Regions from separate parts of the Homo sapiens genome. Here region 2 is linked to region 1. Evidence: read pairs that join two places in POLR2A ChIA-PET (ENCODE). Cell type or tissue: GM12878. All regions are shown on one strand. Region 1 overlaps SH3KBP1 (SH3 domain containing kinase binding protein 1). Region 2 overlaps SH3KBP1 (SH3 domain containing kinase binding protein 1).

Evidence for each region. Peaks named below come from ENCODE experiments on the same cell type or tissue, not always from the same donor. Only the 100,000 strongest peaks of a DNase experiment are listed, where the experiment ranks them.
Region 2: POLR2A ChIA-PET joins it to region 1 with 7 read pairs; 4 of 35 experiments call an interaction of 5 or more read pairs at or near these places.

What each region holds. Positions count from the first base shown.
Region 1 is chrX:19,847,571-19,852,570 of GRCh38, reverse strand. All of the region lies in intron 1 of SH3KBP1 (SH3 domain containing kinase binding protein 1), which reads left to right. Among named protein-coding and RNA genes, the nearest start is that of SH3KBP1, 38 kb to the left of the region's middle. In GM12878, no CTCF peak of the experiment used is centred here; a DNase peak (open chromatin) is centred at 2,550; H3K4me3 peaks cover 504 bases; H3K27ac peaks cover 4,765 bases.
Region 2 is chrX:19,726,361-19,731,360 of GRCh38, reverse strand. The region is part of intron 3 of SH3KBP1 (SH3 domain containing kinase binding protein 1); the gene reads left to right. Among named protein-coding and RNA genes, the nearest start is that of SH3KBP1, 160 kb to the left of the region's middle. RefSeq lists an enhancer at 2,041-2,140. In GM12878, no CTCF peak of the experiment used is centred here; no DNase peak of the experiment used is centred here; H3K27ac peaks cover 2,134 bases.

The sequences.
Region 1 (5,000 bases):
AGGAACAGGGGCAAGAAGACGGACTTTGAGTCCAGACTGGCTGGCGGCTGGAATATTATCTGATCTCTCTGGGAGTTGGATTCTTTCCTAAACCAGGAACAATAATAGGCACCTTGTAGAGCGTATTCCAGTTCCTGTTGCTGTGTGACAAATTACTCCAAAATTTAGCACCTTCAAAAAGCCATTTTATGCTTACCAGTTTTGTGGGTCAAGCATTTGTACAGGGCGTGGTAGGGAGGGCTTGTTTCAGCTCTACAGTGTCTGGGGCCTCGGCTGGAAAGGCCTGAGGTTTGGAGTGGACATGACAGCTGGGGGCTGGAACGATCTGAAGGCTGGGTCCCTCACATGTTGGGCCAGGCTGGGATGACTCAGTAACTAGGCATGCCAGCTGGTGTGTCTCAGTGCAAATTGGCTTCCTTACAGCATGGCTGTCTTGGGGTATTCCAGCAAGTGAGTTGGAAACTGCATAATATGGCCTAGAAGTCACACAGCATCACTTTCCTCCACTCTGTTGGTCAAAGTGGTCACCAGCCTGCCCAGGTTCCAAAGCCCGGGGAGGAAGATTAGATTTCTCCTGTTGACAGCTGGATCACATTCTAGAAGAGCTCAAGGGACAGGAGATGTTGCTGTAGCCATCTTGGAAAACACAATTGGCCACAGAGTGATCGTTACAGTTAAATGATACAGTGAGGAGGATAAAGGCACCTGACACAAGATTTTAAGAGTATATTTTCTGCCGGGCATGGTGGCTCATGCCTGTAATCCCAGCTACTCAGGGCGTCGAGGCAGGAGGATCAGTAGAGGCCAGGAGCTCTAGATCAGCCTGGGCAACATAGTGAGACCCCTTCTCTACAAAAAATAAAATAATTATCTGGGCATGGTGGCAGGTGCCAGTAGTCCCAGCTACTCAGGAGGCTGAGGTGGGAGGATCTCTTGAGGCCAGGAGGTTGAGGCTGTAGTGAGCCATGATCGTGCCACTGCACTCCATCCTCGGTGACAGAGTGAGACCCTGTCTCAAAAGAGTATATTTTCATTTGGTAAACATTTATGAAGTTCCTACTATATATCAGGCCGGTCCTGGGTCTACAGAGGCAAACAAAGCAGACATGCTGTCTGTCCTCCTGTAGCTTTCAGTCTAGTGGCGGACACAGGCAGTAATCACATGTAATTAGATCTGGAAATTCCTCCTCCTTTTCTGGACAGGGGCTGGTGAAACATCTGGATTCGTGTGTTGCATTTTAAGTGTTTTTCTTTTTTTTCCCCAGTGAATGATGAGGAAGGGGATCTGCCCATTGTTAATGTGGAACCTCTTGCTGCTGTTTGTTTTGTTTTGATACTTCTACAGATCTGGAGGCTCATAGCACTGAAAGGTGCCTTGTCAGGCTTGAGGTCTGCAAGCACCCCCTGACCCTTTTGTTCAGCTTCAGACTTATGTTTCTCTTTCTGCAAAAGGGATTTAGGAGAGTAGTAGGGGTACATAGAGTCACCTGGGAGATCATCTTCAGCCTAGACATGACCCACCCTGCCCCCCGCCCCATTCTGATGGGAACCAGGGTGTGGAGGAGACAGGCATGAGAAAGTTTCACAGGGGATTCTAACATCTCTGGGTGAGGAACCCAGTGTGAGATGGGCCAGCGCTTCCCAAACCATCCCATGCATGTGAGTGTCCTGGGGATCTTATGATGCAGCCTCAGATTCAGTAGGTCTCGGGGAGGCTGGGGGATGCCTCTGAGTAGTGAGGGTATGTGGAGTACCAGGCGGGTACAGATAGAGATGCCTGTGGAAGTTTGCTGCACCCTGACGAAAGGGCCAGTTCTCAGAGAGTTAGGGTGCTGAGGGCTAGCCAGGTGAGCTACCAGATTTCTGTCATGTTTCAGCACGCAATTCTTACAGATAATTACTCTGCTAAAAACCATAATCACAATATCACTTTTACACCTAAACAACGCAAACAACAGCCTTCCTTATGTAAAACACATCTCAAGAAACTCAAATTCAGAATGTTGGCAGAGGTGGCCTTGTCCACACTCATAGATCTGGTGTAGAACACACTTTTGATTGTGCTACTTACTCATTTTTAAGTAGCTTATATGTATTTTTTAAGTAGCTTATATATCCCAGCACTTTGGGAGGTCGAGGCGGGCAGATCACTTGAGTTCAGGAGTTCGGGACCAGCCTGGCCAACATGGTAAAACCCCGTCTCTACTAAAAATACAAAAATTAGCCAGGCATGGTGGCGCGTGCCTGTAATCCTAGCTATGCAGTAGGCTGAGACATGAGAATCACTTGAACCCAGGGGCAGAGGTTGCAGTGAGCTGAGATCGCACCTCTGCACTCCAGCCTGGGAGACAGAGCAAGACTCTGTCTCTAAAAGAAAAAAAAATTATAGATGCCCAGTACCCTTTATAACAAATTCAAATATTGAAACATACATATGTATACAATACACACATTTAATATTTTGTTGCCTTTAAAACCCCCATCTTCCTTTCCAGGTGCATTGCTATGCCCAGCATGGTCAGCTGAATCATTTGTGAAATAGTGATTACACCAGCTAGAGTTACGCCAGCATAAAGATTTGCATGTTTTCAGTTCAGTGTAGGACATTATTCTTCTACTTGCACATGTAGAGCATTTTAACAATCCGGAAGTGTTTCAGCATATATTTTGTAAAGATAAGGACTCTTTTCAAAACCATAATCACAATCATTTTTACACATACAGCAACTAACAGTGTTTCCTTATCATCAGACATTTAAGTTCAAATATCCAATTTTTACATGTAGTTTAAATATTTTAAAAGGTGTTTGTTTGAATCACGATTTGGAAGGTCTGTACTTTCTAACTGGTTGGTTGTCTCTGAGTCTGTTTTTTTTTTTTTTTTTTTCACTCTGCTACCCAGGCTGGAGTGCAGTGGCAGTCTCAGCTCACTGCAACTGCTGCAACTTCCACTTTCTGGGTTCAAGTGACTCTCCTGCCTCAGCCGCCTAAGTAGCTGGGATTACAGGCACGTGCCACCACGCCTAGCTAATTTTTGTATTTTTTGCGGAGACGGGGTTTTACCATGTTGGCCAGGCTGGTCTTGAACTCCTGACCTCAAGTGATCCGTCCACCTCAGCCTCCCGAAGTGCTGGGATTACAGGTGTGAGCTACCGCACCTGGCCTCTGAGTCTGTTGTAATCTAGGTTCTGCCATCTCTTTTTCCTTGCTTTTGTTGTTGTTGAAGAAACTAAGTCATTTGCCTACAGTCCTACAGCCTGGATTTTGCAGATTGCCTCCTTAGAGTGCCATTTAACATATTTTCGGACGTTCTGTATCCCCTGTAAACTGGTGGTAAATCCAGAGGCTTGATCTGATTCAGGTTCCGTTTGTTGGCAAGAATATTTTGCCAGCGGTGACACACACTTCCATCATGAGGCTCCAGATGCCTGGTTGTCTCTCTTTTTGTAATGTCCACAGCTGGCCAGGCACGGTGGCTCATGCCTGTAATCCCACCAGTTTGGGACACTGATGCCAGAGGATCATTTGAGCCCAAGAGTTCGAGACCAGCCTGAGCAACATAGTGAGACTCTCATCTCTGAACAAAAACTTTAAAAAATAAGCCATGAAATTTAAAAGAAATTAAAAAAAAAAGCTGGATACAGTGGCTCGCACCTGTAATCCCATCTATTTGAGAGGATGAGGCAGGAGGATCATTTGAGCCCAGGAGTTCCAGGCTCTAGTGAGCCATGACAATGGCACTGCACTCCAGCCCAGGTGACAGAGTGAGACCCTGTCTCAATCAATCAATCAATCAATCAATATCCACAGCTGCTAGTGACCATTGCTCAGGTTCTTGATTGCATTAGAGGTTGCAAAACGTTGATTGTCCAATTCTCTCATTCCTTCTTCATTTTATTAGCCAGAATATTCCTATACAGAGAAATTTCTCATCAACCATTTGGTTATCTTGAATTCATATAGGAAAGGCAGGACAAATGTTTGATTCTTTTTTTAAATTTACCAGTTTCAAAACAATGAGTTGGCTCCCTAGCATCTTCCAAAGGTGGCCAATGATGTTTTAAAAGTATCACTGTGAAAGATATATCACATAACATATGAGACATCAAATTAATTTGATGTCTTTCAATCCAGTTATTGTTACTAATGCAGTTATTATTTCAGTGCACTTTCAATGCTGTTTCAAGGCAGTTATTGTTAATCATGCTCATGTTGCCCCATTTGTGGCCAGTGGGAGCCTCTTCAGGTTCACTTCTGAGTTGTTTTGACATGACCCTAGTAGTGTTTGCTGGCCTCCTTGCTTTCTTGGTGTGACAAGATGGCCCAGGCTTATCACCTTTCCTGCCCCAGAAATGAAATCAGCCATTTATCTAAGGGTAGCTGGCTTTCTTTTTGTGAAAAACGGTATTTGGAGACTGAATGTGATTATTTCAGAAAAAAATGTATACATTGCTCTTCATAGATCATTATTCTTAGGAGTCTTTTGGTGTGAGGCTGTTGATCTTTTTAATTTTATTTACTTATTTTCACTAACTCATATTTCAATTTTGGGAAAGGTTTCAAAAATTTTAAACCCAATCCAGTTTATTTAGGTTTTATTCTCTTTTTCGAACTTTAAGCTATAACCTTCAAAGGAAAGCAAATGTTGGGTTTTAACTTCACTTCTTTTTTGTGTTACTCTATATAGACACATACTTACTCAGTGGCTTCCTGATGCTGCAATAAAGTATTTACAATGTAGTTGATTAAGAAAACATTTGTGAAGTAGATACTTGACTAGCAACTTTTTAGTTCAAATTATTGTTCAATATTAAAAAGTACCAACTCAAATGACTTACAAACGTTGGTAGTTACTGTCTTGATAGACTCCCAATTACTATGTGACATCATTGGTGAAACTTAGGATGAAACCGTGAAATGCACCCTCCCTAATAACCTGCACATTATGGTGTTGCAGATATGCTAGATGGTATCTCCAGATTAGATGTCTGGGAGCCTAA
Region 2 (5,000 bases), 120 kb after region 1:
GTAACATGCGATGGCGAGTGCGAGAATGTATACAAGACAAGGGAAGGTTTCAATTTCATGTGAACATTTTAATCTATATTTGATTTTACCCTTTTGCCCAAGGTTTTATAAATGAAAGTGTAGGCCGGGCGCAGTGGCTCACGCCTGTAATCCCAGCACTTTGGGAGGCCGAGGCGGGCGGATTACCTGAGGTCAGGAGTTCGAGATCAGCCTGGGCAACATGGTGAAACCCCGTCTCTACTAGAAATACAAAATTAGCCGGGCGTGGTGACACATGCCTGTAATCCCAGCTACTCGGGAGGCTGAGGCAGGAGAATCGCTTGAACCTGGGAGGCGGAGGGTGCAGTGAGCTGAGATTGCGCCATTGCACTCCAGCCTGGGCAACCAGAGTAAATCTCCGTCTCACCAAAAAAATAAACAAATAAATAAAATAAAATAAAATAAATGAAAGTGTATAGAGTTCAGTTTATTTTCTATATAGATGTGTACTCTTCCCTTTTTGTTGGAGTACATGGGCCAGACCTAGCTTTTCCTTCATTTCTGGGCTTTTCCTTCTCTGATATTTGATTCCTCATCACTTTCATCAGGACCAGGGAGGGAAAGTTAATTTTGGACTATGTGATTATGCATCAGTTTTGCCTGTCAGGAACCTAGTATTATGAATGATTAATGATTAGTATTGTTCTAAGATTTCAATTTAGGTAAAATTTATCTCTCTAACCACCTGCAGCTTGCTTGTTGAAGATTCTGTAACACTAGAGCAGGGAGGTGACAATCCCTGTGGGGGTGGCCTGAGAAGCTCTTTTCTCCCCTCCCACCCTTAGTCTCTTCTTGCTTCTTTTTCCTCTCTGCCCCCTTCTTTTCTCCCTAGGGCCCACTTGGATGGATTCTTTGGTATTGTCATTCCTTACAAAGGAAAATAAAAATTCCCAGATAGTTTGCCACTGAGTTTTCCCTTTAATTATTTTACCCCTTTGCTAGCCCACATTATTTGAGAGATTAAAGCAAACAAATGAACACAGCGTGCTGCTTAATAGTTATTTCTTTTATGGAAATAGAGTTCTGCTATGTTGCCCAGGCTGGTCTTAAACTCCTAGCCTCTAGTGATTCTCCCAACTTGGCTGCTCAAAGTGCTTAATAGTTATTTTTTTTAAATATTGTTTAGGGAAAAAATGATACCAGTTGTTTTATATTTGACCTTTTTTAAAAAAAAGCTTTAAAGCAGCTCTTTGATAATATCACTAGAAGTAGTTTATTTCTTTTTGAAGAAATTAGCTTCCTTTGTAATTTACTTTTGACTACATCATTGAGATAAAAGGTAAGGCAGTTGAAACTATGTACAAAAAGGAAAAAAAAAATCGCTCAGTTACTGATGGGTCTGGCACTGTGTGGTTAGGGATGGGAAAACCAGCATACACTAGAAATGAAAATCCTGTTTCTATTTCATACGTATACATATACTTTAAAAACTTTACATGTTCCCTCCTAAGCTTTGGCCCTGTAGCTCTTGCCCTTCTTGCACAGAACTCATGTGCAATTCACATTAATGTTGAAGAGACTCCTTTCCTCCCTCCTTCTCTCCCTTCTTCCTTCTTTCCTCTGTTCCTTTCTTCCTCTGACTCTCTCTCCATCCTTCTCTTCCATACTTTCTAAGGACCATCCCATTCTGGAGTGGGCCCTTAGGGTGTGGGTATATTTAAGTGTGTGTCATTAGCTCTTAGTTACCTTTTCACAGAGTTGATGGGAATAAAATGGACCATTGAAATCCAGGAATGACCCACAGAAATGCTTTTGCAGTTTAACTCTAAACCTTTTTATTAGAAAGGCTTATATAGGATGTGATTTCACTTTTCTCACTTCCTGCTGATCCTCTCAGGTGGAGGTGATCATAAATTTAAAAATGACCAAACCTAGGCAGCAAGAAGGAAGAGAGGTAAGCATCAGCTGGGGATTTTGTAGGATCAGTCTCTCTCCTTCCACATGTTCATAAATTATGAACTGTATCGATCCATTCACATTGATGTATGAACTCATTCTGCCAAAAGCCCAAGTTGAAGTGGAAAATGGAAAGTGATCATTTATTAGAGCTGATGAGTGTCAGCTTTGTACTGAAACAAAGAAAACGAAACCACACAGGCCTGGACGGCCTCCCCTTCAACCCTAAGATTCTGTGGCCAGAGGCAAGTGGGCCTGGGGGTAACCAGCAAGACTTAGTAACAGTTTACAAATATCCTGCCTGTTTTCAGTGGCTTGGAATCAGACTGTTATCTCCTTGAGGCTGGAAAAGCATTTCTGTGCCTTTATCTCCCCATGACTTCTGCCCAGGATGATTCAGACACCCTCACTGGAATTATCTTCATCTGAATAATTCTCAGCTCTATCAGCCATTATCAATGTTGGGAAGGTTATTTCACCTTTTTAAGCATCGATTTCTTCATCTGCAAGTTGAAAGGTTGAGAAGTTTCTAGTATGTCTTCAGCTGGGCATGGTTTCTAAAAGCTTTTGTTCCTATCTTCATCAGAACATAACTAGTTCTCCAGTTCAGGGTCATGGTACTGTTTATATAGAGTCCTCAAAGCATTTTAACCTGTGAGCCCTCATTTGGTTATTAAGCTTTTGGAAATGTTGAAAAGCTTAAGCATCCCACTTCTCTCTTTGCAAACCCTCCCCAACGTTCCCAGGAAGAAATATTGGGGTCCAGTCTGTGTACCATCAGCCCATTCTAGCTCCTACAGCTGACAAACATTTGTTGAACAAATCAAGTTCCCACATGACCAGTCAGAAGCCTCTGGAGAGCTTCAAAGAATTCTTTGCTGAGAATGCCCCATGGTGATTTTGTTGAGTAATGAAGTTAAAATAATGTTTCTGTCTTTGGTAAACCACCCATTCTCACCTACTGCATGGCAGCATGGGTTTCTGCCAGTCTTTACTCAGCTTGATTGCACAAGGTTGGGCAGGTGGTGAGATGTGTATTCACTTTGCCTTCAGCTCAGCATGCTTCAGAATACAGGTTTAGCATCCCAAATGTGAAAATCCAAAATCTGAAATGCTCCAAAATCTGAAACTTTTTATGTGCTGACGTGACGTTTAAAGAAAATGCTCATTGGAGCATTTTGGATATCAGATTACAGATACTCAACTGGCAAGTATAATGCAAATATTCCAAAACATGAAAAAAAAATCTGAAATCCAAGACACTTCTGGTCCCAAGCTTTTCTGATGAGGGATATTCAACCTGAACTGCCTCTTCCAAAGGCTTTTGCATATCATCTCCATATTTATTTCAGTGGGTGTGGGATAGAATCACAAATTCTAGCTGCCAGTTCCTTCTCCTCAACCTGTTAGATGATAGCTAAAGATTGCTAGCTAAGTGATACTTTTTTATTTGAGATGGTGTCTCGCTCTGTTTCCAGGCTGGAGTGCAGTGGTGTGATCTCGGCTCACTGCAACCGGGTTCAAGTGATTCTCCTGCTTCAGCCTCCTGAGTAGCTGGGACTTACAGTCACGTTCCACCGCGCCCAGCACGTTTTTGTATTTTTAGTAGATACTGGGTTTCACCATGTTGGCCAAGATAGTCTCAATCTCTTGACCTTGTGATCTGCCTGCCTCGGCCTCCCAAAATGCTGGGATTACAGGCATGAGCCACCACGCCCGGCCTAAGTGATATTTTTTAAAGCATGTTTAATATTTCAAAATGAGGTTTTAACAGAGACACATAGAAAGGGATCAACAAGGGACTTGAACAAATATTTGCACACCCACATTCAGAGCAGCATTATTCGCAATAGGCAAAAGGTGGAAGCAACCCAAGTGTTCATTGAGGATGAATTGATAAACAAATATTATCCAGCCTTAAAAAGGAAAGAAATTATGACACATGCTGTAACATGGATGAACTTTGAGGACATTATGCTAAGTGAAATAAACCAGACACAAACAGACAAATACTATATGATTCCACTTATGTGAGGTACCTAGAGTAGTCAAATGTATAGAGACAGAAAGTAGGATGGTGGTTTGCAGGGGCTGAGGGAGGGATAATGGGCAGTTATTGTTTCATAGGTATATAATTTCAGTTTTGCAAAATGAAAAGACTTCTGGAGATGGATGTTGGCGATAGTTGCACAACAATGTGAGTGTACTTAATGCCACTGAACTGTACACTTAAAATGGTTAAGATGGTAAATTTTATGTTATGAATGCTTTACCACAATAAAAAAGGATCAAGAATAACATGACAAATACCCAACACCCTTCTACCCACTACCAGCTAAGAAATTCTATCAATTAGCAATTACAGTTGATCTGTCATGTATGTTACCTTGTCTCAGTTGCATTGTGTGTGTTTCTTGAGAAGCGTGATGGATGACTTGGGTAAGAGAATTCTGGGTCAAGAGAGCATTCCTTCTCCTGTTTTCTTTTCATTTTTATTTGTTAGTTAAAGATAAACATAGTACAATAAGTAAAAAATTAATAACCTTTCTCTGTCCTTTAAAATTAGTGTTCCTAACTCTAAAAAGCAATGTTTCTAGAAACTTCTGTTTACCCTTTGGGCTCTGATGAATGTGGAGAAAAGAGAGAGAACACTTAACTCACCAGGATGGAAGAATAAGATAAAATATTTGCAACCTCCTTCCTCCCTGAATGTTGTGTTAAACGTTTTTTTGAGGACTTGCGCTGTGTCAAGTGTTGTCGTATCAGTTATCTATTGCTACAATATTGCTGCATAACAAATTACTACAAAACCCCAGCAGCATACAACATTAAGCTGCTCTGTGTATCTTGCTTGCATTATGTGTACAACAAACCCCTATGACATGAGTTTACCTATATAACCTGCACAATGTACCCCTGAACCTAAAATAAAAGTTAAAAAAAAAAAGAATTAGGACCTTAATGCAATCAGTACGCCCTAGTTACCTATGCAAATGTTGTAGTGGAGACATCTATGCAGTCCTTTAAACAACCCTGAGAAGTAGGTGGCATTGGCCTCATTTTGC